7 separate regions of the Homo sapiens genome follow, and regions 1, 2, 3, 4, 5 and 7 are each linked to region 6. A link is an interaction called in ENCODE POLR2A ChIA-PET data of the cell type or tissue named here. Cell type or tissue: OCI-LY7. All regions are shown on one strand. Links, peaks and the distances in the headings refer to the core of each region. The heading gives the core; the rest is flanking DNA.

Evidence for each region. Peaks named below come from ENCODE experiments on the same cell type or tissue, not always from the same donor. Only the 100,000 strongest peaks of a DNase experiment are listed, where the experiment ranks them.
Region 1: POLR2A ChIA-PET joins it to region 6 with 31 read pairs; 18 of 35 experiments call an interaction of 5 or more read pairs at or near these places.
Region 2: POLR2A ChIA-PET joins it to region 6 with 18 read pairs; 12 of 35 experiments call an interaction of 5 or more read pairs at or near these places.
Region 3: POLR2A ChIA-PET joins it to region 6 with 29 read pairs; 11 of 35 experiments call an interaction of 5 or more read pairs at or near these places.
Region 4: POLR2A ChIA-PET joins it to region 6 with 58 read pairs; 12 of 35 experiments call an interaction of 5 or more read pairs at or near these places.
Region 5: POLR2A ChIA-PET joins it to region 6 with 15 read pairs; 11 of 35 experiments call an interaction of 5 or more read pairs at or near these places.
Region 7: POLR2A ChIA-PET joins it to region 6 with 33 read pairs; 18 of 35 experiments call an interaction of 5 or more read pairs at or near these places.

What each region holds. Positions count from the first base shown.
Region 1 is chr11:122,666,252-122,670,729 of GRCh38, forward strand. The region is part of intron 1 of UBASH3B (ubiquitin associated and SH3 domain containing B); the gene reads left to right. Among named protein-coding and RNA genes, the nearest start is that of UBASH3B, 13 kb to the left of the region's middle. In OCI-LY7, for the core only: no CTCF peak of the experiment used is centred there; DNase peaks (open chromatin) are centred at 689 and 2,510; H3K4me3 peaks cover 2,940 bases; H3K27ac peaks cover 4,000 bases.
Region 2 is chr11:122,672,739-122,677,216 of GRCh38, forward strand. All of the region lies in intron 1 of UBASH3B (ubiquitin associated and SH3 domain containing B), which reads left to right. Among named protein-coding and RNA genes, the nearest start is that of UBASH3B, 19 kb to the left of the region's middle. In OCI-LY7, for the core only: no CTCF peak of the experiment used is centred there; a DNase peak (open chromatin) is centred at 2,533; H3K4me3 peaks cover 649 bases; H3K27ac peaks cover 2,071 bases.
Region 3 is chr11:122,631,517-122,635,994 of GRCh38, forward strand. No RefSeq gene overlaps it. Among named protein-coding and RNA genes, the nearest start is that of UBASH3B, 22 kb to the right of the region's middle. In OCI-LY7, for the core only: a CTCF peak has its summit at 1,873; DNase peaks (open chromatin) are centred at 1,905 and 3,215.
Region 4 is chr11:122,695,991-122,700,468 of GRCh38, forward strand. The region is part of intron 1 of UBASH3B (ubiquitin associated and SH3 domain containing B); the gene reads left to right. Among named protein-coding and RNA genes, the nearest start is that of UBASH3B, 43 kb to the left of the region's middle. In OCI-LY7, for the core only: no CTCF peak of the experiment used is centred there; DNase peaks (open chromatin) are centred at 801, 1,911 and 2,601; H3K4me3 peaks cover 2,999 bases; H3K27ac peaks cover 4,000 bases.
Region 5 is chr11:122,623,020-122,627,497 of GRCh38, forward strand. No RefSeq gene overlaps it. Among named protein-coding and RNA genes, the nearest start is that of UBASH3B, 30 kb to the right of the region's middle. In OCI-LY7, for the core only: no CTCF peak of the experiment used is centred there; no DNase peak of the experiment used is centred there.
Region 6 is chr11:122,754,399-122,758,876 of GRCh38, forward strand. The region is part of intron 1 of UBASH3B (ubiquitin associated and SH3 domain containing B); the gene reads left to right. Among named protein-coding and RNA genes, the nearest start is that of CRTAM, 82 kb to the right of the region's middle. RefSeq lists a silencer at 871-1,024. In OCI-LY7, for the core only: CTCF peaks have their summits at 352 (motif pointing left), 560, 2,187 and 2,387; a DNase peak (open chromatin) is centred at 2,223; H3K4me3 peaks cover 892 bases; H3K27ac peaks cover 2,677 bases.
Region 7 is chr11:122,659,217-122,663,694 of GRCh38, forward strand. The region is part of intron 1 of UBASH3B (ubiquitin associated and SH3 domain containing B); the gene reads left to right. Among named protein-coding and RNA genes, the nearest start is that of UBASH3B, 5.7 kb to the left of the region's middle. In OCI-LY7, for the core only: no CTCF peak of the experiment used is centred there; no DNase peak of the experiment used is centred there.

The sequences.
Region 1 (4,478 bases), core at 306-4,305, 88 kb before region 6:
GTTCGCTCCCTAAGTGTTTATTCCTTTACCTTAGGAAGAAATCTGCCTCATGGCTGCTTTTGTGTACAGTCTATTTAGACACAGACATGTGGAACGATGCAGGGTCGCTGGAGTTCTCAACCATGGCATCTGCAGTTTCGTTTTTGTTTTTTTTTTCTTTTGTTTTTTGTTTTGTTTTTCGTTTTGAGACGGAGTCTCGCCCTGTCACCCAGGCTGGAGTGCAATGGCACGATCTCGGCTCACTGCAACCTCTGCCTCCCGGGTTCAAACAATTCTCCTGCCTCAGCCTCCTGAGTAGCTGGGATTACAGGCGCGCGCCTCCATGCTCAGCTGATTTTTGTATTTTTAGTAGAGACGGGGTTTCACCATGTTTGCCAGGCTGGTCTCGATCTCCTGACCTTGTGATCCACCCGCCTCGGCCTCCCAAAGTGCTGGGATTACAGGCATGAGCCACCGCGCCCAGCTGCAGTTTCATTTTGAATCAACTTTTCCTTGAATTGCCTGATTGCTCATTTTTTTCCCCTCTTTTTTCCTAATCAGATTTTACCCATCCTGGAGAACTAGTTCCACTGTAATGCATCTGGCTCCTCTTCCCTTCTTTTCACTTTCTCTTCCCCTCCTCTCTCACTCTCCTCATCTCTTCTGCCACAAGTCTTATTAAGCTTCACACCCTGTGAAGCAAGCCAGACTAAGGGGATTACCCCAAATCACCTATGAAGATGCACAGTGATCTGCCCAGGGTCCTCAGCCACTTTCTCCATGACAAATCCCCTGATAATGGCATTCTTTTTTTTTTTTTTTTTTTTTTTTGAGAAAGAGTCTCACTATGTCACCCAGGCTGGAGTGCAATGTTGTGATCTCAGCTCACTGCAACCTTTGCCTCCTGGGTTCAAGCGATTCTCCTGCCTCAGCTTCCTAAGTAGCTGGGATTACAGGCACGCACCACCACCACACCTGGCTAATTTTTGTATTTGTAGTAGAGACGGGGTTTTGCCATGTTGGCCAGGCTGGTCTCAAACTCCTGACCTCAGGTGATCACCCGCCTCAGCCTCCCAAAGTGTTGGGATTACAGATGTGAGCCGCCGCGCCCAGTCCATTCTTTCTCTCTCTCTGTATATGTATGTATATACTGTACAGACACTTCACACATTTATGTGCAACTATAATATCCTATTATAACAGGAGTTGAGAGTATAAAGATAATTAGCTATAATCTCCACCCTCAGGAAACTGGCAATCTAGGGTGGAAGATACACGATTATGATAAAGCGTGGTAAATGCGAGGCAAGAGACAGAAGATGGAAGACACATCAGTGTGGGAGGGTGAGGGTCATAAACCAGACAGGGAGCACACGATTACATCTGAAGCACCAATAAGACAGGAGCAATACTCTTCAGTTTGAGAGGAGAGGAAAAATTCTGGGAAGGCCAGTAGACAGTTCAAATAATTTAATATTATGCCTCAGGTGTAAGATCCTGCTTGGAAGAAACCTCCAGAGGTAGACGCTCAGAAATCTGTAGCTGGAATTGCTAGTAGGGCTCATCTAGTCTAGTACCCTTTTTCTTTACACTTAAGTAAAATGAGACCAGAAAATGAAGTGATATTTTCAAGATCCCACACGGCTAGTCTGTGATAGAAACCAGAGCTTAGGCCTGCTGATCTCAGTTGAGACCATGGTTTCTTTTTTCCATATCAGGCTACTTCTCTGAGTCCAGGCACCTAGAGACAGCTTTCTTTTGTTCTTTCTTTTTGAGATAGAATTTCATTCTTGTTGCCAGGCTGGAGTGCAATGATGCAGTCTCAGCTCACTGCAACCTCTGCCTCCCAGGTTCAAGCGATTCTCCTGCCTCAGCCTCCCAAGTAGCTGGGATTACAGGCGCCTGCCACCATACCAGGCTATTTTTTTTGTATTTTTAGTAGAGTTGGGGTTTCACTATGTTGGCCAGGCTGGTCTTGAACTCCTGACCTCAGGTGATCCTCCCACCTCGGCCTCCCAAAGTGCTGGGATTACAGGTTTGAGCCACCATGCGTGGCCGAGTCAGCTTTCTAACAAGGTTTTGGCTCTGTTTTCTGGAAGAATGGGAGGATCTGTTCTCTGAATTAGCCTTTTCATATGGTTTTCTCTGTCTTTTCCTTTTGCTCCTCTCTTGCTTCTGGCCTTTTGTTTGCATCTCAGCCTGTAGAAGACAAAGCTAACCTGTCCGTAGGCCATGGGAGTGGGCATCTCTCTAGGTGGGTGAGATGCTTGGGTGAGAAAGTGCCACTTGTACCAGTGATAGGATATTGAAGGGATAGACAGTAGTCTCAGTCACCCATCCATGAGGGTAAGAACAAGCGATATTCTGCTATAGCAGAAAGAAAATTGGCTTTAGAGACAAAAGACTTGGCTCAAGTCCTGGATCTGTCACTTTCTGAGGATGTGGTTTTGAACGTTATTTCTATAGGTGGCTGCATCGAAATGAGGCAGTGGATATAAAAGTAATAAAAACCACAAAAAGTCATGCACATGCAAAGTGATACTATTATTTGTTACCAACAATTGGGTCCTGGTACTTTGAGGCTCTCAAAGTACTGTGAACTGTTGGTTTTGTGTGGTATTTAGTGGGCTATTCTAGTCTTCTTCCTTGCCAAGCACCACTGTTTCAGAGAGGCTAATTCCGTCAGCGTGAGGAACAGAAGGAGTCACTCGAGAAGCCATCTCCACCAAAGTAAACACATCCTTCTGGAAGCTTAAATTTTCACTTTATCCCTTGGGAACTAGGGACATGAGTCATAATGAGTTAGCAGGTGGCTTTTGTGAAATACAAGAGGCTTTGTGAAATGCAGCAAATATAGCCAAAAGCATGTGTAGTAGCTTCCTATGGCTGCTCTCACAAATTACTACAAATTCAGTGGCTTACAACAACACACATGCATTCCCATTTATTCAGTTAGGAAGTCAAAAGTCTGAAATGCATATCATAGGCTAACGTCAACGCGTCAATAGAACCGTGTTCTTCCTGGAAAGAATGTGTTTCCTTGACTTTTTCCAGAGTCCGCCTCCATCCCTTGGCTAGTGGCCCCTTCCTCCTCCATCTTCAAGTACGTCACTCCAAGCCCTCCTCATCATCATCACCTCCTGTCTCTGTCTGTGACTCTCCTGCCTCACTCCTTTCCTTGTAAGGGCCCTAATGATTATATCTTCCCAGCTCAAGCTCCTCAGCTGAATCACATCTGTAAAGTCTCTTTTGCCATGTAAGGTCACATATTCACAGGGTCTGCAGATTAGGACATGGACAGCTTTGGTGACTATTATTCTGTCAGCCACAGCATGTGTGTATGTAAGCGCTTGGTCTGCCTTTCCCCTGAGTTCATGACATTTCTGTTACTAACTTGTCACCCTTACCATTTCCAACCCAAGCACCAGGTAGTCATAGCTAACCTTCACTGGGTACCTACAGTGTGCCAGACAATATTTTAAACACCTAACATATGTATTATTTTGTTTTATTCTTCATAACAACCCTATGAGATAGGAACTATTATTATACCCATTTTACAGATAAGAAAACTGAAGCACAGAGATTTGAACTTGCCCAACATCACACAGCTAGAAAGTGGTAGAAACCAGGATGCAAATCCCAGGCAATCAACTGCACACTCAAGAGTTCTTAGCCAGCATCCATGGTATTGGCATGTAGCTAGTGTTCATGAAGGTTTGATGAACAGCAGAAGGAAGGAAACTTGAGATCTAAATAAATGATATGAAGTCTCTAGATTACATGGAACTGGGGTCAAGAGGGCAACCCGACTTGCCCATTGGTTTGTTCTTTGACTTGGCCCCAGCTAAATGCAGTGGGGTTGGCTGTCTAGTGATGTGGTCTGGAGTTGGAATGGTTATCACACTTTCTGGAATAGTGTGTGTGTGTATGTGTTTCTGAGTGTGAATGTGTGTGTGTGTGTGTGTGTATATACACTGCCCATCTCAGCTCCCAACTGTGAGAAAATGGGGACAGGATTGTACTTACGGGTCACAGAGCACCAAGTCTCTGCCAACCACCTATCCCAGCCTCCACCTGCTGCTGCCAGATGAACCTCTGTGGTAGAAATAGGAAGCATGTTCCTATTCTTGTGGCCTCAAGAAAGGGCTCCTGGGGCAGAATGCAGAGTGGTGTGTCTGGTACTTGAGTGTATGATCAAACTGATGTACATTCAAATTCCTACTCCACTTAGGTTACCAAATTCCTCTAAGCTCAGTTTTGTCTTCTGTTAAATGAAGGTAATAGTCTGTGCCTCAAGGAATTGTTACAATGATTAGATGAGATAATACACATAAGAATGGTGAGTGCAGAGCCTGACCTTAAGTGCACGATAAATGGTAGGCATGGTGGTTGGGCTTACAGTGTTGAGTACAGAAGGGGACTCTGGGTATGTTAATAAACTATTCTAAGTCTTCTGGTAAGAGTGTGTTTCTGTTTCCTCCCCAGCCTCCTCAAGA
Region 2 (4,478 bases), core at 323-4,322, 82 kb before region 6:
CTCAGCGAGAGTTTTCTCTGGTTCTGAGTGAGCACAGCAGAGCTTCCTGGTTAGCCTCCTCAGAAGGACCCAAGCATTCTGTGTTGGAGTCAGGAGCATACCTAAAGTCCCTGGGGGACCAGGCTGGGCCAGCCTGCAGTAGGGACATGGCCTCTAGGGGTGTCCTTTATGGATCAGCTTCTGGATAGCGGCTTTCATGGGCATGATTCTCAGGTTGGTTAGGGATGGATTATCCATACCCCAGGGCTGAGGGGATGTGCAGTGATGAACTGATGGAATTGAGCAATGGCCTTAGGAAAGATGAGCCCTCAGCATTCGCTGGTTGGGCAAGCGTTCACTGGCCAGCCACTGTCTGGCCTCTGGGCACGTGACAGTGAGTTGTGCTCAGCATTTTGGGAAGGGATTACTGCTGAGAGAGGCCTCAGCAAAGGAGATGGGAAGCAAGTCCAGTGTAACCAAGCCAGGGCAGAACAGCCACCTTAGGAGGAAGAAAAGGAACTGTTGAGCTGGGGATGCAGGCCCTTGAGACTCAGGAGGATTTGAATTTGTAAGTTAGGAGGCTGAAGTTTTCAGCAGTAAAAGGAATAGCCTTAGCCAACCTTTAACTCCTTACCATAGAAAGTTCCAGGGCTGGGCGCGGTGGCTCACGCCTGTAATCCTAGCACTTTGGGAGGCTGAGGCGGGCAGATCACAAGGTCAGGAGATCGAGACCATCCTGGCTAACACGGTGAAACCCCGTCTCTACTAAAAATACAAAAATAAAAATAAAAATTAGCTAGGCATGGTGGCGGGCGCCTGTAGTCCCAGCTACTCGGGAGGCTGAGGCAGGAGAATGGCGTGAACCCGGGAGGCAGAGCTTGCAGTGAGCCGAGATGGCTCCACTGCACTCCAGCCTGGGCGACAGAGTGAGACTCCGTCACTTAAAAAAGTTCCAGAAGGCCTGGCGCTCTTTCTATTGTCACTGCAATTTCTGATGATGGAGAGAATGCATATTTTTTTGCTAAAGAGTCCAATCCTATCTCCTTGTTTGGTCCTCTTTGCTCTGGAATTGCTCTTTCTGCAGAGGGGATTTTCTACTTTAAAAGAAAAAGAAGATCATGATGAAGAAGGAAGTACTCTCAAATTTCTTCAGCCTTTCTCAGCTTACTGCTGGACTCCTGCCAGAATATTAGAGTATCTTTTTAGAGCTGCATATCTAGGGTTCAGGATGCCTCTTTTTCTTCCACTAATTTCCTGTTAATAGGGCTGTGTTGTTGTTTTTCCCACACACATTTATTAAGTGTGTGCTCTGCTAGTATCAAAAGAAACAGATATGGCTAGAGAATGAGCTGCCACCTTGGTGCTCCCAGTCTAGTAGGGAAAACAAAAATAAAAATTAAATTATATCAAAATAAAAAAAGAAAACCAAATAAGTATACAGCAGTCTGCTAAGTGCCCACAAACACAGAGATGTAAACGGTGCTATGGAATCATGAAAGAGCTAGTGAAAATAACTCGAGTTGGGGCCCCTCGTTCCTCTGAAGAGCTGGATTTTGTCAAGTGAATTCATATTAGATTCTCAAAGCTGTTGGAGGTAAATACCATTCAGTCATCTCTTATGTGCCAATCATAAGCCATGGCACCTTACAAACATTGTCTGTCTTTTTTTTTTTTTTTTTTTGAGACGGAGTCTAGCTCTGTTGCTGAGGCTGGAGTGCAGCGGCGCGATCTCAGTTCACTGCAAGCTCCGCCTCCCCGGTTCACGCCATTCTCCTGCCTCAGCCTCCCCAGTACCTGGGACTACAGGCGCCCGCCACCACACCCGGCTAATTTTTTTGCATTTTTAGTAGAGACAGGGTTTCACCATGTTAGCCAGGACGGTCTTGATCTCCTGACCTCGTGATCTGCCCTCCTCGGCATCCCAAAGTACTGGGATTATAGGCATGAGCCACCGCGCCCAGCCCAAACATTGTCTTCTTACTCAGCACAGCAAAGCTCTGCAGTTAGTTTTTTTTTTTTTTTTTTTTTTGAGGCGGAGTCTCGCTCTGAGGCCCAGGCTGGAGTGCAGTGGCACAATCGCAGCTCACTGCAACCTCCGCCTTTTGGGTTCAAGCGATTCTCCTGTCTCAGCCTCCTGAGGAGCTGGGATTACAGGCGTGCACCATCATACCCGGCTAATTTTCGTATTTTTTGTAGAGACAGGGTTTCACCATGTTGGCCAGGCTGGTCTCGAACTCCTCACCTCTGGTGATCCACCCACCTTCGTCTCCCAAAGTACTGGGATTACAGGCATAAGCCACCGTGCCTGGCCTGCAGTTAGTATTAATAAACCCATTTTACAGATGAGGAAACTGAGTTTATTAAACATGCACCATGATTAAGTGGCAGAGCTGGGTCCCTAACCCAAGTTTTCCTGGCTCCAAAAACCTTTTATTAGACCCGTGTTTATGGTGCCTCGGTTTCTGCTTTGCTGGTTTATTTTTGTTCCTGGATCACAGCTTTAAACTTGCACACAGAGCTCTAGCACCCTGACTGGCAAATAAGCATTACTGGCAATGCAGCCAGCTGCTGTTTCCTGTGTTTAGAGACCACATTGCAGGAAAGTGTTTTAAGAGTTGTTTTGAGTGTTGGTTCTGTTCCTCCGTGTGAAAGTGTGGATGCTGTTCTGAGAAAGAGAAAGGTGACGCGGATGCTCAGCGTTCTGTGGCAGTTCCCATTTGGTGGGGATTTGGAGAGGAATTGATATGTCACTGGATGAGATCAGAGTCTTTGTTCTGTTTGGTCTGAGACCATGTGGCATCATGAAATCAATGGACTGTGAGGTCAAAGTTCTAGAACTAGCTCAGCCGCTGTTCTGTCCTGTGACTTTGGGTAAGACAGTTTATGTCTGCTTTGCCCATCTGTGCAATTTAGTTCTTCAAAGCTGCAAGGAGCACCTCTGATGAGCCAAGCACTGGGGTCCATGGCCCCCAGAGATAAACAGGATGTAATCCTGGCCCCAGTGAATTCCTGAGAGTAGGAAGGAGATAGACGCATACACAGTAGATAATCACAAAACAAGGAGGCACCTGCTGAAGGCAGAGCCCATTTTCCTCCAGTTTGCAGCGGACCATCTTGGAACTGCAGGGTATTTGGAACTTCTTTACAATTAAATAGAGAGAGAGTGAGAGCTTACATTTGTTCTGAACCTACTATGTGTAATTTTACTCTTTTCCCAATCCTGAGGAAAGTAGTAAGCAGTACTTCCATTTTACAAATGAGAAAAGCAAGACAGATACATTAAAGGATTTATCCCACTCAGAAGTGACTGTGCCAATGCACTGAAGTTTATCTGGCTTTAGACCCCTCAGCTCTCCCACCTCACCCTAACAGCCCTTGTAAGATTTCATTAAAAAAATTTTTGGCTGGGTGTGGTGGCTCAGGCCTGTAATCCCAACACTTTGAGAGGCTGAGGCAAGAGGATCGCTTTGAGCCCAGGAGTTCGAGACCAGCCTGGGCAACAAGGAGAAACCCCGTCTTTACTAAAAAAATACAACAACTGGCTGGGCAGGATGACTCACAGCTGTAATCCCAGCACTTTGGGAGGCCGAGGCAGGTGGTTTACCTGACGTCAGGAGTTCAAGACCAGCCTGGCCAACATGGTAAAACGTGTCTGTACTAAAAATACAAAAATTAGCTGGACGTGGTGGCAGGTGCCTGTAATCCCAGTTACTCAAGAGGCTAAGGCAGGAGAATCGCTTGAAAACCTGGGAGGCAGAGGTTGCAGTGAGCCGAGATTGCGCCAGTGCACTCCAACCTGGGCAACAAGAGCAAAACTCCATCTCAAAAAAATAATATATACAAAAACTAGTTGGGCATGGTGGCACAGGCCCGTAGTCTCAGTTACACTGGCTGAGGTGGGAGGATTGCTTGAGCCCAGGAGATGGAGGTTGCAGTGAGCCAAGAATGTGCCACTGTACTCCAGCCTGAGTGACAGAGCCAGACCCTGTCTAAAAAAAAATTCTAAATAGCGACATTCCAGCATCCCTGCATTATTGAACTGTTGTCTCCCTGTCTTCCCCTCAGGCTCCCTTCTGTATTTCCTGGCATCACTGTCACCTTCTGGCCCTTCCTGCTCACCTTTGCCTCCCGCCCCCAGGCTCTTCTGTGTGACTCAGCCACCTTTATGAAAGCCGCCTTTATCACTCAAGCCCTTGCATTTTCAACACCTCTGGGTCTTGCTTATGTTTGTTGATGAATCCATGGATAACTTCATCCTGGGTACATTTTTCTCTTAGATGAAATGTTATACAGTCGGCCCTCCATGTCCATAGGTTTTGAATTTGTTGTTTCAACCAATTGCAAATCAAAAATATTGGGGGGAAAAATTGCATGTGTACTGAACATGAACAGAATTTTTTCCTGCCATTATTTCCTGAACAATACAGTATAACAACTATTTACATAGCTTCTATGTTGTAATCGGTATTATAAGTAACCCAGAGATGATTTAAAGTACA
Region 3 (4,478 bases), core at 208-4,207, 120 kb before region 6:
CTCCAATGCATAGGTTTTAGATCTAAAGGGACAAAAACTGTAACCCCATACAAAGATTTCTGGGCCAGGCACAGTGGCTCGTGCCTGTAATCCCAGCACTTTGGGAGGCCAAGGCAGGAGGATCACTTGAGGCCAGGAGTTTGAGACCAGCCTGGGCAACATACTGAAACCCTGTCTCTAGTCACAAAAAAAAAAAAAAAAATAAGATTTCTGTCTGAAATAGCTGCCTTGATAAGTGTTGCATTCCCCAGAACTACAGTTGCTCTGGCAAATGGGGAATGACCTTTGGCAGGGTTGTTGTCAGCAAGTTCAGTCCTGGGCTGGATGCTTGCAAATTAAAATTCTAGTCGGCTTTGTTCTATTACTTACTGTGAATATTATCAAAGATGTACTGATCCTCTCGAGAGCATCATGGTGGGTTAAAAAGAGGAAAAAGGGGGTACAAAGAAGTAGAGAACCAAATTTCTTTCTTTGAAATATTTCCAGTATCCTCAGGCAAACAAGATACACAATTCAACTTAATACAATAAATATTTACCAAAGCTGACTTTGTGGTCAAGCCTAGGCTTGTTGGTAAAAATTCAAAGAGGAATTGAGACAGCCCCAAGAATCCTGGAAAGGTATATATTAGAACAAGTAGTATAAACAACAAGATGGTGTATGCTAAGGGTTCAATGAATTTTTGCACTGCACGTCCCATATGAATTCAGAGGAAGGAGAAATCCTTTATGTTGAGCAGAAGCATGATTACGTATAATCAGTAGTGCCTTAGCAAATACTTTGTACACACAACTTGCCCTACTAATTGCAATAAAATGTGTTTATATCTTGACCTGAGGACTTGCTACAAGCAGGGTCGTAGGACAGAAGCAGCAAGCAGGCACTTGCCAGACTTCAACCGCAAGAAGAAAAGCCAAGACCTTCAAAGCCTTCCGGAGCGGGGACAGTAAAGGAAGGAAGACAGGGAAACAGGATATAAGCAAAGGGGTCCTCTACTGGGCATAATGATGGGTTAAAATGATACTTTGACTAATTTGTCATTTTTTAAAATTTTGCTTTGTCATTATGTAGGAAGCTTAACAATTACTCAATCCTTTGATAAGTTCACAGCACATCCAATTTGCCTGGATTACATCTTTACTCACTTTTCAAGAATTTCTGGGCCAGACGCAGTGGCTCACGCCTGTAATCCCAGCACTTTGGGATGCCGAGGCGAGCAGATCACCTGAGGTCAGGAATTTGAGACCAGCCTGGCCAACATGGCAAAACCTCGTCTCTACTAAAAATACAAAAATTAGTCAGGCATGGTGTCAGGTGCCTGTAGTCCCAGCTACTCGAGAGGCTGAGGCAGGAGAATCGCTTGAACATGGGAGGTAGAGGTTGCAATGAGCTGAGATCTTGTCACTACACTCCAGCCTGGGCGATGGAGCAAGACTCCATCTCTAAAATAAAATAAAATAAATAAAAATAAAAAAGAATTCTGTCTTCCTTAGAAAAAGAAGTGAATAGGAAAGGAAGTACATTTTTTAAGACTCTACATCGGACACTTTATATACATTATCCTATTTTCTCTTGAAAATGAGTATTATTATCACCTCTACTTAATCAATGCAGAAACTAATACACAAAAGTGTAATTAACTTGCCCCAGGTAATATCGCTGAGAAATAACAGTTCGAACTCAGATCCATCTGGCTACAAAGCACGTGGTTTTAAACGACCCTACACTGATTTCCCATTGTCTTCTGTATGTACACCTAGCTATTGATGGTGATGATGATGGTGATGAGGAGAATATTGATTGCAATATGCTGATTAACTCAATTACAGAATCAGGTTCTCATGGTTCTAGAACAGAAGCAAGACAATGTTAACAACCAACACAAGAGGGACCTGTAACACCAGACTATAGGGAAATAGAGAGTTTCTAAAGCCAGCCGGCCCATGCCTGAATCCCAGGAGAGAAGCAGTCCTCGCAACACTGTTGCTGCTTCCAATACAGAGAGTTCAATATTGCATTTTAATCCGTAACTGATCCTCTGATTAATTTTAAAAATTTATTTTTATTTTTATTTTTTTTAGAGACAGGGACTTGCTGTATCACCCAGGCTGGAATACAGGGACGTGATCACAGCTCACTGCAACCTCAACATCCTGGACTCGTGCAATCCTCCCACCTCAGCCTCCTGAGTAGCTGGGACTACAGGTGTGTCACCAAGCCTGGCTAATTTTTTAAGTTGTCTGTAGAATCGGGGTCTTGCTATATTCCCCAAGCTAACCTGGAACTACTAGCCTCAAGTGATTCTCCCACCTCAGCCACCCAAAGTGCTGGGATTACAGGCGCGAGACACCACATCCAGCCATTTCATTAAATTTAAATGAGTCTGTTAATAAGACATTAAGAGGCTGGGCGAGGTGGCCCTTGCCTGTAATCCCAGCACTTTGGGAGGCTGAGGGGGGCAGATCACTTGAGGCCAGCGGTTCGAGACCAGCCTGGCCAACATGGAGAAACCCCATCTCTACTAAAAATTAAATAATTAGCCTGGCATGGTGGTGGGCACCTGTAATCCCAGCTACTCAGGAGGCTGAGGCAGGAGAATCGTTTGAACCTGGGAGGTGGAGGTTGCAGTGAGCCGAGATCGTGCCACTGAACTCCAGCCTGGGTGACAGAGTGAGACTTTGTCTCAAAAAAAAAAAAAAAGACTTTAAGATGGAATTTTGCATGGATTTCAACAAAACTACATGTGGCTTCATCATATGTGACTTTGTTTATTTTTATTTTATTTCATTTAGATTTATTTATTATCTAGATTAAATACAGAAACAATTTTTATGAAAAAACATTTTTAAGTAAACAATCCAAGGCATCTATTTTGAATGGAAACAAGGAATTTTCAAATTTAATCCCAATAACAAATCCAGCATTCTCATTAAAGAAAAGATAGTCAAATAAGGTCACTATGCTCCTGGCTGAACTGTGTGTTTTCAGGAGTGGGAGCGAGTGAGAGAGGGAGAGGATCAAATATAAAAAATCCAGAAAAGAGAGGGGAAATAGAATGAGAAACAGATGGTCTCAGATTTCCAAACCGGAACATTTTTTTTCTTTTTGGGGGTTGGTTAGTTACCATTTGTAATCTGAACCAAAAAGAGGAGGCAGTTACAATTGCCTTTTAGTGACAACTCACACAGCTGGTGGTGGCTGGAAGTCAGGCCAGCAACTTCCTGGATGCAGGGTAAGGCGAGCTCCAGGCCCTTTGCCCCACCCCACACGCGGTGCCGGCTACTGTTCCTACCGCTCCTGGTGCCTTCCAGTTTAGGGCTTGGTTCAGGCTGACTGAGAGTATCTCTGGTCCCACGGAGCCAGCCTTGGTTTGGGCCCTGTGTGTGGTTTGTTGTTGTTGTTGTTGTTGTTGTTGTATTGTTTTTTGTTTTTTGAGACAGAGTCTCCCTCTGTTGCCCAGGCTGGAGTGCAGCGGCGCGATCTCAGCTCACTGCAACCTCCACCTCCCAGGTTCAAGCGATTCTCCTGCCTCAGCCTCCCTAGTAGCTGGGATTACAGGCACGCACCACCACACCCGGCTAATTTTTGTATTTTTAGTAGAGACAGGGTTTCACCATGTTGGCCAGGCTGGTCTCGAACTCCCAACCTCAAGTGATCCACTCACCTTGGCTTCCCAAAGTGCTGGGATTACAGGTGTGAGCCACCGTGCCCAGCCCTGTGTGTGGTTTTTATACTCAGCCCTATCTATAGTGTGCTGAGCACAGAGGCCCCCGGTCCAGGGTGGAGTAGGGTATATGGTGTGTCTTTGGTTCGAAAGAGAAGCGTTTACATCTGTCAAGTCCCACTTCCATATTTCCAGTTTGCTGCCATGACACTTTCTTCAACATATCCGAAATAAATTTAGCAAACTCCTCTCTTCCTGTCCTAAATAAGCTTCTCTTCTTGAATAACCAGTTTCTGAGAATGGCATTACCATTTTCTTAGTCCTGTAGACTCAAACATTTCTCCTTAATGTCCCATATCTAAGTTGTCTCAATCTTCTAGAAAGGGTGGATTTACTTCCAAAATATCTCTTTTACCTAATTTTTCATTTTTAACTGTACTGCCAACATCCTATTCAAACAATTTCTCAACATCAAAAGTCAGTCCTTCTATATCCCCAAAAACGTGCTGATGTTTTCCTTCAGAAATGGATACCATTTTAAAGTGAAAAAAAAAAGCCTGGGTGAAGTGGCTCACACACATAATCCCAACACTTTGGGAGGTTGAGGGCACAGGATCCCTTGAGACCAGCCTGGGCAAAATAGAGAGATCCCACCTCTGTTAAATAGATAAATAAAGGGGGAAACATTCTGTAGCCCTTCAGTGTTGATGTAGCTCATTTTGTATTATGATATTATTTAAAAATATACAAAGGCCAGGTGCAGTGGCTCACGCCTGTAATCCCAGCATTTTGGGAAGCCAAGGTGGGTGAATCA
Region 4 (4,478 bases), core at 365-4,364, 58 kb before region 6:
CCAGGCTGGAGTGTAGTGGTGCGATCGCTGCTCACTGTAGCTTCCGTCTCCCAGGTTTAAGCGAATCTCCTGCCTCAGCCACCTGAGTAGCTGGGATTATAGGTGCCCACCACCATGCCTGGATAATTTTTGTATTTTTAGTAGAGACGGGGTTTCACCATGTTGGCCAGACTGGTCTTGAACTCCTGACCTCAGGTGGTTTGCCCACCTTGGCCTCCCAAAGCGCTGGGATTACAGGCATGAGCTACTGCGCCCGGCCCCAAATAGTTTTTAATTTCTCGGTAATAAGCCGGCAGGATTTTAACCTTAATGAGGATTTCTTCAGGGCCCTACGTTTCTTTTTCTTTTTTCTTTTTGTTTTTGAGATGAAGACTCGTTCTGTCACCCAGGCTGGAGTGCAACCTCTGCCTCCCGGGTTCAAGCGATTCTCCTGCCTCAGCCTCCTGAGTAGCTTGGATTATAGGCACCTGCCACCATGCCCAGCTAATTTTTGCATTTTTAGTCGAGACAGGGTTTCACCATGTTGGCTAGGCTGGTCTCAAATGCCTGACCTCTGGTGATCCACCTGGTACTCCTAAAGTGCCAGGATTACAGGAGTGAGCCACTGCACCCAACCAATACTACATTTCTAAATCTGTATTTTCAAAGACTTTAGCTAAAGACTAGAATGTGTAAGTTGCACGTGTGTCCGAGCTATGCCCACCCTTTCCTGGGCCGTGTTTAGTACCGCAGCCACATCAGAGCAGAATTGCAGGTGGCTAATGGCCCCTGCCTTCCCATCTGTACAGAATACACGGAGAGCACCCCAGTTCTAGGGCAGGCCGGAGTCTGTTGACAGACATTTCTCCTTATCTTGTTTTCACATCAGCTGCAGCACGATTTCTGTTCAGAGCAAGCGTGGGTGGGGGTTCCTCCCGCCCTGCCCTGTGCTAGCTGTTAAAATAGGAGGGTGGTTTACCGTATTGTTTTTCAAGTAAAGATCAGGCCACCAGGAGTTGGTGACTCCAGTGGGTCACTGGCGGTGTTTGTTCATAGCAAAGAAAAGTCAGCCCAGCTCTTTTGGGGATACATCAGTAATCTACATAGCAGCCATTTGATTTTGAAGATTAGGGTTTGGGGGGGAAGTTTGAAGTTTTGTTTGACTGCTAAGAGGAATTAGATAGCTCTCAAAACATTTTTCAAACTCAAGTAATTGGACTCTCCAAACAACGGGAATGGTGGCATAACAGACCACTAACATTTCAATTGCGCTTTCCAATCGACAAAGTACTTTTACATATGTGATTATTCCCTTTATTACAGAAGAGAAAACTGAAGCTCAGAAATCCCAGCTATTCAGGGGGCTGAGGCATGATAATCGCTTGAACTGGGAGGTGGAGGTTGCAGTGAGCCGAGATCGCAACATTGCACTCCAGCATGGGCTACAAGAGCAAAACTACGTCTCAAATAAATAAATAAATAAAATCCCAGTATATGGTCTGCACACACTACACATTTATACCCACAACTTCAGATTAAAGTGAACATTAATGACCGTACTGAAGCAAATAGAGTTCCAGAGATTTCTAGTGACTGAGGGCGCTAGAATTCGAACCCAGATCCACTGCCTCCCACTTCTGGATCCTTTTTCCTCCACCATCCTCCCTCACACTTGTTTCCATCTTCTTGTCCAATGTGAATTGTTTATTTGCTGCTTCAGCATACAGCACCTCAGTACCTTGATAGTCAGGACTTAGGTTGGGCAGGATAGCCACATTAAATAAGCAAGGATTGAGTCATTGCGTTGCACCATAGATACATGGGTTTACAGCAACTTAGAATAAAGAAAAGAGGAAGCAGCTGCTGTGCTGGGAGCTTCATAGACCTGACACTGTCCAAGGGGGAGTATATTTATATACCTCCTCATTTAATTCTCAAACAGCCTCCGGAAACACATTCTCTCATTTTCATCTGACAGTTAAGAGCACTGGGGCGTGGCGATGTAAGGAAACTTGCCGAAAGTTGCATAACGAGTCAGTGATGGAGCCTGCATTTGAACCTAGATTTGTCTCATTCCAAAGCCAGCCCTGTCCAACCCGCACATTCTCTCAGTGAGGAAACCAGGGTGGTGGAATGACTGCTCTGGCAAATTAAGGGCAGAGCTGGGCTCAGCCACGTAGTCTCAGTGTTCTTGCCAGTATACCTGGCAGATCTCTTCTCTTAGAGTTGGAATTCTCCTCTGTCGTATTAGATGAAAAGTTGTCAACATTGCAGATGACCTCCTCTCCCCCTACCCATACCCCCATAGTCACGCCAAATTTTTGTTGCAATTCACACCAGGCATGGATTTCTATCTTCTGTTGCTCCCCACCTTCCAAAATCTTCCATGCCCCTCATCTAGGCTCTGGCAAAAGTTGTTCCCAAGTAACACTATGTGACCATTTGAATTTTACATTTTCTCCCCACCTTGCAACAAGGCAGGAGAGAATGGCTTTGGAACTATAGAAAATTAGGATGGTATAAGGCTAAAGAAGAGCAAGAAGATGGATGCATTATGTAATGAAAACTGCACTCACAGTATGGGAGAGCCTGGGGCATATGTTTGGTAAGGCAGGTGCCAGCTGTGAGGATACTAGAAACCAGGTGTGGGAGCATCCTGGGTGCCGTGTGTGGAGGCTCACTGAGTTGCTACAATGGTCAGAACCTAAAGCTAGTTCCCTAACTCCCAATGATCCCACAGCCCCCACATTCCATCCACCCGACACCCAGCACTCCCCATGCCTCTGGAAATCTATTTGCTTCAGTACGGTCATTAATGTTCACTTTAATCTGAAGTTGTGGTTATAAATGTGTAGTGTGTGCAGACCATATACTGGGATTTTATTTATTTATTTATTTGAGATGGAGTTTTGCTCTTGTAGCCCATGCTGGAGTGCAATGTTGCGATCTCGGCTCGCTGCAACATCCACCTCCCAGTTCAAGCGATTATCGTGCCTCAGCCCCCTGAATAGCTGGGGCTGCAGGTGCCCAGCACCACACCCAGCTAATTTTCGTATTTTTAGTAGAGACGGGGTTTCTCCATGTTGGCCAGGCTGGTCTCGAACTCCTGACCTCAGGTGATCCACCTGCCTTGGCCTCCCGAAGTGCTGGGATTCCAGGCGTGAGCCACTGCGCCCGGATTGGGATTATTTTTAAATCTTTTCGCCCCTGATGGAGGAGGGGCATGGGAGGGAACTGGTATCTATTAGGTGCCTGCTGTACCTAGGTTATTTTATTTAATCCTCATGGCAACACTCAGTGTCTTACAGATGGAAAAATGTGATCTTCATCTTAGAGAACTCACAACTCAGAGGAGTGTGGCACGTGGAGTCACCGAATTGAGTTTGAATCTTAGGAAGCTGCTATGTGTTCTTGGCATTTCCTGCAACCTCTATGCTATCTCTTCTTCTGTGAAATGCCTGTGGATAATATTATCCACCTTCCAAAATTATTGTGAGAAACACATCAGATGACTGATTTTTCTTTTTAAATCTTTCTTTCTTTCTTTCTCTTTCTTTCTTTCTCTTTCTTTCTTTCTTTCTTTCTTTCTTTCTTTCTTTCTTTCTTTTCTTTCTTTCCTTTCTTTTTTTTTTGAAACAAGGTCTCCCTCTGCCACCAGGCTGTAGTGCAGTGGTGCAATCTCTGGTTACTGCAACCTCCGCCTCCAGGGCTCAAGCGATCCTCCCACCTCAGCCTCCTGAGTAGCTAGGACTAGAGGCAAATGCCATGACAGCCAGATAATTTTTGTATTTTTTTGTAGAGACATGGTTTCGCCATGTTGCTCTGGCTGGTCTTGAACTCCTGAGCTCAAGTAATCTACCTGCCTCGGCCTCCCAAAGTGCTGGGATTACAGGCATGAGTCACCATGCCCAGCCCAGATGACTGATATTTCAATGTCTTGTAATCTATTAAGGTTTACGTAAATATTATTGTTTAGCTTTGGAAATCGATCAAGGAATTGACAATGGTACCCAGAGCCCAGCAGTGGAACTAGAGGTCGTGTTGTTGGTGGTGCTTTATTCACTTGGCCGTATTCAGTGGGTAGGTTTGCAGCATGAGGTATCATGTGTGGGTACTAGCGGAGACCCGACATGCTGCACATCTGAGAGGCCAAGAGAAACTGAGGTAACCATCATTCCCCCGGGAGCAGCACCGCTGTTGGAGTGAGGAAGAGGTCAGTCTCTTATGATTAGGTAGAGATCCAATTCCTCAACACTTTGAACTAGCACAAAGTCCCCAGTGCTGAATGAGATGGGCTGACATCATAAGCTTTGTCTCCTCCTTTGTTTAGGCTCTGACCAGAGTTACACATGGTGAGTCCATTTTTAAAATTCATTTCCCAAGTTTGGGATTTTGTTAAGCTTTATGGTTTAGTGGATACAGTTAACAATTCTTTTCCAAACACCATTACATCTTAAGTTTTTTTCACATTTTTCAATGTAAATGTTCATATGTTCATC
Region 5 (4,478 bases), core at 299-4,298, 130 kb before region 6:
GGTCTTCCAGAAAGGGATCTGCTTTAGTTAGTATCTCCCAACACTCCCATCAGTGGTGAGAGAGTTTCCCACATATATGGCAACGGGGTTTCAAGGGCAGCAACTGAAAACATGGGTCTCTTACGCTGCTCCCCACAGGAGGAAGCCAGCAGGTACCTGTGAGAGTTCATGAGAGCTGGACAAAGCACAGAGAAGGCTTTCCCTCTATACGCATCTCGCCGAATAGGAAAATAAAGACGATCTGGGTTTTAAGGGTCATTTTAAGAGGCAGCTCAGGGAGATGGAGAGACTGCTGGTTTGGCAGTTGACAGAGCTCCTGAGAGGGGACATGGCAGTACCATGCTAAAGTAAGAAGTGTCCTTTCTTCACTTTGCTACTCTTTAAGACCAAGGGTTCCAATACCCTTATGCTCCAAACATTTTCAGAGTTGTTTTTGTGTTTGTTTTTGTTTTTGTTTGAGAGGGAGTCTTGCTCTGAGCTCTGTCACCCAGGCTGGAGTGCAGTGGTGCCATCTTGGCTCACTAAAACCTCTGCCTCCTGGATTCAAGCAATTCTCCTGCCTCAGCCTCACAAGTAGCTGCTATTACAGGTGACCGCCACCACGCCCGGCTAATTTTGTGTGTGTGTTTTAGTAGAGACGGGGTTTCACCATGTTGGTCAGGCTGGTCTCGAACTCCTGACCTCAAATGATCCGCCCGCCTCAGCCTCCCAAAGTGCTGGGATTACAGGCGTGAGCCACCGCACCCGGCCATTTTCAGAGTTTCTGATAAAACTGCTCTTTCTGTGTTGCTTCACCTGCAGGTCCTGTCCACTCCTCTGGTCCCCTCCTAGGATATGGAATCCATGGGGTAGGGAGAGGACAGTTAGAATGGTGGCCCACTTCTCCATCTGTCTGCCTGCCACCCTGCTCCCTCAGGAGAAGTTCTTTCTCAGGAGGTTCCTCAGCCTCTCATGCAAACACGTCCCTGCGGGTCAAGCCCCCAGTCCTCTAGGCATGAACCCACGTGTCACAATCCTAGGCCAAGGGCAGGTGACTATAACTCAACTGTGTATCTTCTCTACATTTCCTCCACAAAGCAATATCTGAGCCTCTTCCAAAGGTGCCCCCTTTTGCCTAAGAATCCTGTCTTCTCATGGTAAGAGCCACATGCATTAATGCATAAAGTGTGCTTTCTTGAGTGTAAAGGAAGCTGCTGTAGTACTGTGGGAATCTTATTATACAGCAAAGACGGAGGGTACTAACTCCAGAAAATATACGTGTTTTTTGTTCTTTCCCTTTGTTTTGTTTTATGAAACAGAGTTTCACTCTTGTTGCCCAGGCTGGAGTACAATGACGTGATCCCGGCTCACTGCAACCTCTGCCTCCCGGGTTCAAGCGATTCTCCTGCCTCAACCTCCCAAGTAGCTGGGATGACAGGCATGCACCACCACACCTGGCTAATTTTTTAGTTTTAGTAGAGACAGGGTTTGACCATGTTGGTCAGGCTGGTCTCAAACTCCCAACCTCAGGTGATCCACCTGCCTCGGCCTCCCAAAGTGATGGGATTACAGGCATGAGCCACCACACCCGGCTTTCTTTCACTTTGTTTTGTTCCAAACTTTGGCCATCATCCACCACATGAAAATGTGAAAAAATTCACGTGGAATTCTGCTGAGTGTCCTTAGTGGAAGGCAAGACGTCCGAGAACCCAATCCCCCATCTAATAGGAAGAAAAGACTTGCAGTGGGAGGAGGACCCTTCCAAACCAGCCACTCATGGGTGGCCTCTGGGGTCCCCTGAGAACCACTTGATTCTTTCTGAAGTCAACTGGGAGTGAATTTCCAGGCTAAGCCAATACATCGCACAATTTTAAAATGAGAAGAGGCCTTAGATATTGTATCATCTAGAAGTTTCTGTACATTGACCATGGCTTGGATTAGCTGTCTAAATTTCACCCTCTGTATGGAGGTAGGTGGGGGAAACATTAATATGCAAATTCCTGGGTCTTGCCTGTAAGGATTCCAGTTCCATAGATCTTAGGAGATACCCAGAAATCCTTCCTTTAAAAAAGTTCCATGGGGGCTGGGGGGATTTTTAGGGTAGTGAAATTATTCTGTATACTATTACAATGGTGGATGCATGTCATCACACATTTGGCAAAACCTATGGAATGGGCTGGGCACAGTGGCTTACCCCTGTAATCCCAGCACTTTGGGAGGCCAAAGTGGGTGGATCACTTGAGGTCAGGAGTTCGAGACCAGCCTGGCCAACATGGTGAAACCCTGTCTCTACAAAAAAATACAAAAAATTAGCCGGGAATGGTGGTGCGTGCCTGCAGTCTCAGCTACTTGGGAGGCTGAGGCAGGAGAATAGCTTGAACCTGGGAGGTAGAGTTTGCAGTGAGCCGAGATTGTGCCACTGCACTCCAGCCTGGGTGACAGAGAGAGACTCTGTCAAAAAAAAAAAAAAAAAGGAATGTACACCACCAAGAGTGAACCCTAATGTAAACTATGAGCTTTGGTTGATAATGATGTGTCAATCCATGTTAGTTCACCTATTGTAATGATGTTGATGGTGGGGGAGGCTGTGTGGGTGGGTGGGGGATCTGTGGGAACTCTCTGTACTTTCTGTTCAACGTTGCTGTGAATTTAAAACTGTTCTAAAAAAATACTCTATTAGAAAAATAAAAGCTCTATGGGTTTACGAAGCCATCAAAAAAAGAAAAGTAGAATTCTGCCTCCTCAAGTAGAGAGATGGGGCCGGGCGCAATGGCTCATACCTGTAATCCTAGCACTTTGGGAGGCTGAGGTGGGCGGATTGCCTGAGGTCAGGAGTTCAAGACCAGCCTGGGCAACACGGTGAAACCCCGTCTCTATTAAAAATATAAAAATTAGCCAGGTGTGGTGGCAGGCGCCTGTAATCCCAGCTACTTGGAAGGCTGAGGCAGGAGAATCACCTGAACCCAGGAGGCGGAGGTTGCAGTGAACCGAGATGGTGCCACTGCACTCCATCCTGGGTGACAGAATGAGACCCTGTCTCAAAAAAAAAAAAAAAGTAGAGAGATAGACAGTCTTTTAACCAGAGTCCCCTGTGTCACTTTAATGAGCCTTGACCCCAGAAGTGCTCACTCCCATGTGCTGGAGAGTGTTGAGCTGTGAGAGTGTTGCTCCAGCGCCCAGCGCGCTGGAGCAGCACACATCCGTCTCCATGAAAGTCCTATTTCTGAGCCTCAGACACCTCCCACCTCAAGCATAACATGCTCGGGGTAGTCTCTTCCTGACTCTGAGGAACTTCCTTTGAGACTCTATGGCCTGAAGGTTGGTACTCTTCATACAGTTTGGCTCAAGGTTAACAGCTGGACCTTAAGCTCCAGCCAGCTAGGCATGCTCCTTCTCCTGCCCATATCAGCAGCCACATCAGAGTCCAGCACGAGCCAGGGCTCCAGCTCCCAGCTGGAGAGAGTAGTTTTCTGCCTCTTTACAGATTGCCACCTTCCAGCACTAAGTATTCCAGAAACTCCACCTCACATTACAGGGTGCAAAGGTGCCAGGCTTTGGAAAGGCTACAGATGGTTTAGACATCTGCTTTCACACGCAAAAGTGACCTGCCCCTCTGTTTTCCATACTGCATTTGTTCTTATTTTGCTGCAAGAAGCTAGAGTCTTCTCTTACTTTTTCCAAAGTCCCAAACACTTCACTAAGGGAATCTCTAGTAAGAACCTATTTGAGGAGAACCTGTTCCACTGCCCCATTTCTGTGACTTTCTGGAACAGAGGGGAAAGAGGAATTGGCAACATCCCCTCATAGTCCCGTACCTCCACCAAGGTGAGACTCTGAAGCCAATTGACTTATTAAGGTTCATTCCCTGAGAAGTAAGAATAGAGAACCATTCAAAGCTAGTGTCAGTTTTGTTTGTTTGTTTGTTTGTTTTGAGATGGAGTCTCACTCTGTCACCCAGGCTGGAGTGCAGTGTCATGATCTCAGCTCACTGCAACCTCCACCTCCCAGGTTCAAACAATCCTCTTGCCTCAGCCTCCCAAGTAGCTGGGATTACAGGCATGCACCACTGCAGCCAGCTAATTTTTGTATTTTTAGTAGAGACGGGGTTTCACCATGTTGGCCAGGCTGGACTCGAACTCATGACCTCAGGTGATCCACCTGCCTTGGCCTCCCAAAGTGCTGGGATTCCAGGCACGCGCCACCAGGCCCAGCCTAGTGTCATCCTTTTGTGATGTTGCCAGGCCCTTCCACCGAAACAGAAAATAAAAGTCCCAAAGGCTTTTTAGTATTATAACAAGGACACCTGTTTAAAAACAGTCACAGGCCGGGCACGGTGGCTCCCGCCTGTAATCCCAGCACTTTGGGAGACTGAGGCGGGCAGATCACAAGGTCAGGAGATCGAGACTATCCTGGCCAACATGGTGAAACCCCGTCTCTACTAAAATACAAAAAATTAGCCAGGTGTGATGGCACATTAGCCAGGTGTGATGCACTACAGG
Region 6 (4,478 bases), core at 325-4,324:
GGAGGATCCCAACCTGTATTACATCTGGGAGGACATCTGGATGGTCAGTCCATGCATGAGTGGCTTGGATAGTGAGTGTCTGGTATCTTCTAGCTGGGATGAACAGCATTAGGCTTGAGGCTGCCACCTGGAAGGAGGTGCTAGAGTTTGAAATGGCTGCTTTATGTTGCATTGGGTGTTGTGAGTGTGATTCCTGCTTTGGCATCTGGCCTTGGTTCCCACTGAGGATTCTCCATGAACCCCTTACTCCCTGAAGGCTGTTCTTCATCATCAGCCCACACCTCAGCCACTCATGGTGATCTAAGGTTAAGGAAACCGCCCAACTTCCTCCCTCTGGTGGACAGAAAAAGAAGAGAATCCGCAGCACACAGAAACTCATAGGCTATCAGAGCTGGAAGGGGCCCTTGAGATCCACGTAAGCCCCTTTTCATTTTTCATGACCCCTGGAAGGTTGGAGGACTTGCCCAAGGTCATACCGCTAGTGACAGAGCAGGACTAGACCCCTGACTCTACCACCAGCTCGGTCCTCCTCCTAGAGCTGCACGATAGTCAAAAGGGGTGGAAAGAAGGCTCACGTTGGAGCGGTGGAATGGGCACTTGACACGGACTTAAATGTAAGCTCTGCGCCAAGTCACTGGGACCTTAAAGAAGCCATTGTTCTCTCTAAGCCTTGGTTCCCTCCACCATGCAATGGAGAGAAGTCAGACTACACGGTTCTCTCTTTTCATGGTTCAACGCTGAATAATCTCTGTGTGGGTTTCAATGATGCCCCAGAGCTCTTAAGCATATGTAGTGAAAGCTAATACCCACTGTCATTCTCACATTGCACGTCACCAGGAGTTCAGTTTAATACATGAGCACAAGGACGTGCAGCTCCACTCCCATCTCTCAGAGTCTCGGTTTCCCACCTCGCCCATGCAGAAGGCTCCGGTAACCCACATAGCAGTTGGCCTTTTGGCTTATAGCCTTCTGTGGAAAAGACTTGAACATTTTCTTCTATCTTATGGAAAGCGAGGATCAGGTTATCGCTTTGGCAAGCAGAGGGAACAACCGGGACAGGAGGGTGTGGCCACATGGAGTGCTGGTCTGACACCGAGGAGCTTTGCCTGGCCAGGTTCAAAAAAGCCTCCACCATGAATGAAAATGGCTCTGCAGGGAAAAGGCATGCTCTCTGCTCCTGGGTTGTACCAAAGCGGCTCTCAGCCCTGAGCTGCTTATCTCTCCCTCCCACTCTGTGAGGGAGGCCATATCAGTAAGGAGGAAGCAAGGCAGGGAGAATTGACTCATTTCGGATCCTCCTCTGAACTGGGGACAGAAGTCAAATTAGGCTTTGTCAACTCAGGCTTTGTCGACTCAGGCCCGAGGTCCGATAATTTTAAGATTGGGTATCTATTAAGATAAAAAAGAAAACTTATGGCTAAAGATAACCCTGGCATAAACATAGGTAATTAATTATAATCTGCTTTTTTCCCATACTCACTGATTAATTTGATTGTCTGTTTCCTGGGGCTTAGAGCTAATTACAGGAGTCTTTTGTACCTAAACATTGCAGTGTTCCTCTCCCCATTACCACGGAAGGCACTGAACACAGGAGTTCCTGGGCAGTTCATGAGCTGGTTATGGAAGAGGGTCAATTAATTAGGACGGAAGGAATCCATCCCGATTTAGGCATAAGCATTAACACGTGTTGGCCTAACAGGAATCAAGGCTGACTGTATTCAGGGGCAGCATTTGAGTGTGGCAATAAGAATGAACTATGAGGAAAATTCTCAAGAGCTTTTGGCCTTGACAACCATGGAGAGTTACCTAGAGCTGAATTGAGTCCTCTTTGTAGTCCAGAAATGTGAAACTGACTACATCTCGATAATTAGAGCCAGTAACTGGATTCTTACCCTTGCACATTTGTAAGCTGAAGCTTAATACTGCCTCTTTCTTTAAGCCTCAGCTTCCTGGTCTTTAAAATTTGCCTTCAAGGCCTGCCCTGAGGATTAAATAAAATATTGCTACATGAGCAAATGTGCCTAGTACAGTGCAAGATACACAGTCCTTCTTACACTGCCTTTTTTTCCTGCCTCATCCCCTCTACACCCCATTTATTTCCAGTGTCTGGTTCCTAAATGTCAGGGAAGGGGCCATTTCTGCCTCTTTCACATTACTGATGGTTCTAGCTTCTATCAAAGGCTGTGGTGCCCCAGTGTGGAGGGCTGTGGTAGGCCCTAGGGGCAGCCACTGTGGAGGAAGTCAAAGGAGGAAGTTAGACCTCAGGCAAGGAGGGCTAAGCTGTGAACAGGAACAACCCATCTCCCCTGCCATGACCATACTGCAGAGCCAAAGGCAAGCTGAGTGGTCATCTCTTAGGCTGCTCCCTATGAAGGGGGTCCTCAAGCCTCTCAGCAAATTAACACTGGACCAAAGAGGTTGCACTCGATCCAGTGGAAATTAAGAAGCACAGTCTAAGCAAAAAAGACAGAGACTCAGCATGGTAATGTGCCAAGAGCACAATTTGGGGAGTTAGGAGACCTGGCTTCCTGTCCCCATCAAATCACTTGCCTCCGCGGGTCTTAGTTCCTCATCTGTAACGTGAGAGGATTGAAGTAAGTGATCTTAGTCTCCAAGGCCTGAAATTCTGTGAGCATCGTATCCTAAATATCGTATCTTAATATATATACTATTATTCGATCTAAAATCAGAACCTAAGTATCTTTGCCTACACGCACATGCACTTACTGTCACACCAAGGGATGTCCCGATGCAGTACTGGGCATGTTACTGTAGATATTATGGACTCAACATTTGTGTTCCCCCCAAATTCATATGCTGAAATCCTTACCTCCAAGGTGATGATATCAGGAGGTTGAGTCCTCATGAACGGGATAGTCCCCTTGTGAAAGAAACCCCAGAGAGCTCTCTCCCCTTCTTTTCACTGTGTGAGGCTATAAGAAGTTGGCAGTCTGCATCCTGGAAGGGGCCCCTCCCCAGAGCTCAGTCATGCTGGCACCCTGAGCTTGGTCCGATAGCCTCCAGAACAGTGAGAAATACATTTCTATTGTCCATGAGCCACCCCAGTCTATGGCACTTTGTCGTAGAAGCACAAATGAATGAAGACAGCATATACCTGATACATCTAGATATTTCATGCTGTGTTGTGTTAAACAAATGGGCTGTATATTCTCAATCCATAGTATACAATTAATAATCACCTTTCAGTCCCTGTTTTCCTCCCTCCTAAGGCATTGAGGGAGGAGGGCTCAGGAGGGGTAAGAGTTCTGAGTGCTCAGAAGCCCAATGGGAAGACAAGACCTTCTTTTCCCTTTTTTTTTTTTTTTTTTTTTTTGAGACAGAGTCTCACTCTGTCGCCAGGCTGAAGTGCAGTGGTGCAATCTCGGCTCACTGCAACCTTCGCCTCCCAGGTTCAAGCCATTCTCCTGCCTCAACCTCCTGAGTAGCTGGGATTACAGGCGCCTGCCACCACACCCAGCTAATTTTTGTATTTTTAGTAGAGATGGGGTTCCACCATGTTGATGGTCTCTATCTCTTGACCTCATGATCCACCCGCCTCGGCCTCCCAAAGTGCTGGGATTACAGGCGTGAGCCACCGCACCAGGCCGACAAGACCTTCTTTAAACACTCAACCACTCCTTTTGAGTCGAAGCTTCCTGGGGGCCCTTCGTCTGGCAAGGGCTTAGGTGTCTTTACCAAGTGCCAAATTGCCAGATTCCCTGAGCGCTGGGAACTGAGGCCCAGAAGGAAGGCGAAGATGTGGCCGGGGGTGGGGCCGGTCTGGGGGGTATCGTAGTTGGGCCAGCAGACACACGGCTGGCTAGAGAGTTTTGGACCCCTCTCACTTCCTGGCGTGTTTGGTCAAGTCCCATTTATAATATGTAAAGTACTCCCATAAAGGGGGATGCAGTAAATAATTTCAGGAAATTGAGCGTAACCTTTCTTAGCAGCTTAGCAGTGGTGGAACGGGCAGAGTAGAATTTCCTGAGATTTCAGCTGCAGAGTAAGCCTCCAGAGCATCTGCCAGGAACTGTTTTACCAAAAGATTCCCTCCAGGAGCTTCCCAGACAGGCCTAGCCTGCTTAGAGTCGGGACAGCTGGAAAGGGCAGTCAGTGGTGGGGGCGGAGGGGGCACCCAGTGGCCGTAGAACACCGACCCTGTGCCAAACTCAGAGCTAAGCATGTCACATAACCCTAACAGCTGGTGTGAATCTCCTTTCGTTTACATATGTGGGGACTGAGATTAGATGGGTTAGGTCTGTGCGATTATAAGTAGATGCACCTGCCACTCCACGCCACTCTACTCCCTCCCTTAAGTTGCCAAGCTTTAACTCTCAGCCTAGAAGGACTTAAATCAAGTTTTAACTGATGGCAGGAGCGAAATGCAATGAATTCAGATCAGCAATTTCCACTGGTTATGGGATTGGGATCTTCCATCTCTTGCATTAAATGCCTAGGTTACCCTTTAGTGCTGAGCT
Region 7 (4,478 bases), core at 266-4,265, 95 kb before region 6:
CATTCACAGCTTCTAGGGATTAGGATGTGGGTGTCTTTTGGGGGATCATTATTTAGCCTATCACAGCTATTATTATATTACTACTAGCACTGCCCCTCTTTACCAAAGAGGTAACAAGAGCAGGCCTGGAGAGAGGGAGGTTGGGTTTGCTGCTCTTTTTCTTAAATTCTCTGCCTGGAAGGGAGTGAAGGTCCTGGAGGTCACCTGATCTAGTTGGACTCCTTGCCCAGGCTTGCTTCCCTCCTCTACTTCAACCCAGAAAGGCTGATGTGGTCGGCCTTCCCCCCAGTAACTTAGACCAGTATGAAGAGGGGCCCTCGGAGGCTTCAGAGAACAGGCATTTAACTTCATTTTTGAGAGTTGAGAAGAAAGAGCAAGGGCATCGGGCTTAGCTCATCAGAAGCTTCTCTCTTGAGCTTTATGCCTGGAGGGCTGAGCATAATGAAAATCCAAAGCCCCAAAGAGCAGTGATGGTCTCCTGGGTCTAGAAGACTTGGATGTGATGCTTTAAGAAGGGGTAAGATGGTTGTCTCAAACCTGGCCCTTTTGACAGACTGACATTAGCCAGGGCTGACAGCTCTAGGCCCTTTTGACAGAGTGACAGCAGCCAGGGCTGACAGCTCTAGTTTCCCCTATGGGTGTAACTGGGTCTGGTGGTGTGCGGCACCAAGAAGGGGCACTCAGGCCAGGCTCTTGGTGGGCTGGCAGAGAGGGTTGAGGCCAGCAAGGCTGGATCCCACCCAGCCCGTGCTGGGCTGCACTGTGCTGTGGTCTTGCAAAAGTCACTTAGTCCCCTCAGGGCCATGCTGTTGCCCTCTGAGGGGAACGCAATTAATGACTGCATGCTTGTTAAGTGCTTGACAGAGCTAAGAGGACCAGAGGGCTGCAGGGCTGGCTCAAGCAGGGTGACCTCAGGGTGTGCTCTCTCTAGCTCATTACTCCCTGGAGCTGGGCTAGGTTTTTTCCATTCCACTATATGAACTTCAGTCCAACTTAGACACTGCTATAGGAGAATTTGCCTCATGGAGGACTGAGAAGTGGCGATTTCACGGTGTGTGTGTGCGTGTGCGCTCGTGTGCAAGTCCAAGTTAAGGAGGTGTTCGGGAGGCATCAGGAAGGAAACCTTTCAAAGGTCAAAATGGCCAATCGCTTCCTTTTTTCTATGCCCACTAGCACTTCCCTGTTTTAAGGGTTCTAAAAATAAGGGTCCAGCTTCCTTGAGGCTAGTGAGGTTGGTTGGAAGGAAAAGAAAGAATGTATTGGGGGCAAAGACCTGAGGAAGAGGAGACCTCACAGGCCAGGAGAGGGTCTGAGCCTAACACCGGAGAAGATGGGACAGGACTCAGATCAGAGCCATCACTTTGCACAGCCAGATCCGATGTCAGAGCACTGTCATCCCCCTGCTGACCTCTGGTTTCTGGGGAGACAGGCTCTCATCTCTTCTGTAGCTTGGGGCTGATGCTGGGCCTTGGAGCAAGTCACTGAATAATTGAATTGGAGGAATCCTTGCTGATACAACCCTGATGAGTTTTTTTATTATTTTTATTTTTTGAGGCTGCTGGTGGCTAGAACTTTGTCTACAACAAATGGCTTTTTAATGTTTCCAGTGATTAAGAGATAATAGTCTTGGGAAGGACACTGTGGCAGGGATCAAAGGTCCTAAGGTCTGGTCTAGCTTCTGAATGATATCTGCACCTTTTAGGTCTTCTATTTAACCTCTTTTCCTTAATATCTTCACCAGCTTCTGTGCGTGGCAAGACCTGTCATGTGTCACGGGCCTTTCCAAAGACAAAATGAGATAACAGACAGAAAAGAACTTGGGAAAGTTAAAGATAGGATCAGGATGCAAGATGTGATTGGGGCATTATTGTGTTGGATTGCAAGAAGGGAGAGGAGGTGAGATGGTGGTTGAGGTGTCTGGCGAGGATTTACGTGTATTATTGGATTGTCCTTTTTTTTCTACTGAGAATATTTGAACAATGCCAAATTAAAGAGCAAGGCAGTGGCAGAAGGAAAGAGCTGGAATGAGCGCTTTTGACTTGGCTTTGGACAGTAAGCTGTGTTAGCTATGCCTCACTGCCCAAAGATAAAAGCAGCTCCAAGTTGGCTGCATGAGGAGTTGAGAAGCGGCATGTGGAGCCCATGAATTAAAGTATCTGGTTTCCCTGGCTTTTTCCAGCTTACCTGTTGGTTGACATTGGATCCTCTGAGAACACTTGGCCAACCCAACATCTCTGAAATGTAGCTGACTCTGGCGTGGGGGCTGCAGCTGCTTTCCCAGCCTTGGATAGACAGAAAGAGGAAAAACTGGAACCCACCTGGAGCTGAAGGGCTCTTATAGGTGGGCAGGGCAAGGAAGTCTCTAATCTACCTGCTGTGACTGTGCACCCACATAACACGCCCTTCTATCTGTGTTATTATACACTGTAAAAATTGCTCTTATGTGTATTAGATACCCCACAGCAGTCTTGTGAGGTAAAGCACACAACATATGCTTTGTTTTAAGATGAGACTGGAGGCTTAGAGGAGTTCAGGACGTGTCTAGAGTCACACAGTTGGTATGCAGGGACTGCATTGCCATAAGAGCCTCAGGCTAAACTGCAAGTCTCCTGAACTTTCCAGGCTACACGAGGTCCTGGTTCCAAAAAAAAAAAAAACAAAAAAAAAAATACCTTGATATGCTTTTTTTCTTTTTTTTTTTTTTTTTGAGACAGAGTTTCGTTCTTGTTGCCCAAGCTGGAGTGCAATGGCGTGATCTCAGCTCACTGCAACCTCTGCCTCCTAGGTGTCAAGTGATTCTCCTGCCTTAGCCTCCCAAGTAGCTAGGACTACAGGTATGTGCCATCATGCCCAGCTAATTTTGTATTTTTAGTAGGGACAGAGTTTTATCATGTTGGTCAGGCTGGTCTCGAACTCCTGACCTCAAGTGATCATCCCGCCTTGGCCTCCCAAAGTGCTGGGATTACAGGTGGGAGCCACCCTGCCCGGCCAGCCGATGTGCTTTTTTTAAAAAAACTTTTTTGAGTTATAACTCATGTACAATCAGCTAACCCTATTTAAAGATTGATACATTTTGACAACTGTACCTGTGTGATTACCTGCTACAAGACACAGTACGTTCACTGCCCCTAAAAGTTTCGTTTGTACCCCTTTGTGGTTAGTCCTCTCTCAACCCCCAACCCTGAGCAGCCACCAGTCGCTTTTTCTTTTCTTTTCTTTTTTTTTTTTTTGAGACAGTTTCACTCTTGTTGCCCAGGCAGGAGTGCAATGCTGCGATCTCAGCTCACTGCATGCAACCTCCGCCTCCCAGGTTCAAGTGATTCTCCTGCCTCAGCCTCCCAAGTAGCTGGGATTACAGGCATGCACCATCACGCCTGGCTAATTTTGTATTTTTAGTTGAGACAGGGTTTCTCCATGTTGGTCAGGCTGGTCTCGAACTCCTGACCTCAGGTGATCCGCCCGCCTCGGCCTCCCAAAGTGCTGGGATTACAGGCATGAGACACCACGCCCAGCCCAGTTGCTTTCTTTCACTGTACATTAGTTTGCATTTCCTAGATTTGCATGTAGGTCATACAGTGCATACCCTTGTACTTGGCTTCTTTCCTTCAGCATATTTTTTAGACTCATCCTGCATGTATCAATAGTTTATCTCTTTTAATTGCTGAGTAGACCTTCAGGTATTTGGATGTGCTAGTAGGGTAATTATAACCCCTTGCACACAGCTTCTATGAAAATTCCCTCTTACGCGCTAATGTCTTTTTTTTTTTTTTTTTTTTTTGAGATGGAGTCTCGCTCTGTTTCCCAGGCTGGAGTGCAGTGGCACAATCCCGGCTCACTGCAACCTCCGCCTCCCGTGTTCAAGCAATTCTCCTGCCTCAGCCTCCTGAGTTACTGGGACTACAGGCACATGCCGCCATGCCCAGCTAATTTTTTGTATTTTAATAGAGACATGATTTCACCATGTTGCCCAGGCTAGTCTCGAATTCCTGAGCTCAGGCAATCCGCCTGCTTTGGTCTCCCAAAGTGCTGGGATTACAGGCATAAGCCACCGCGCCTGGCCTTACGCCAGAATTTCTAATAATACCTTAAGTTTTTAGACCATGTTCGAGCTTACAAAGCAGAGTCACATACATAATCACTATTAAGTCTCAGACATTGATAATTTAATGAGGAAACTGAGGTTTGGAAGATTAAGTACTACAGAGATTGAAGAGTATCCTGCCTCACTGTTCTATCCTGTGGCTTTGATCACCACCTGCTCCCCACCCTCAGCTGCCTCAAAGTCCAGCTCCCTTTCAGGGAGTGGACAGTCATTCGCAGAGCTAAAGGCGTTGCTTTTCAGAGAGGCAGCCAACCTAGGGAATCCTGTGTCTCCCGCCAGCTTTGCTCCAGCTGATGATGATGTGGTGGTACTATCACTGCCTCCCCAATCCCAGCCGGCATAAGCCTGTGTAAGGGTATCTCCTTTCTTGGCCATC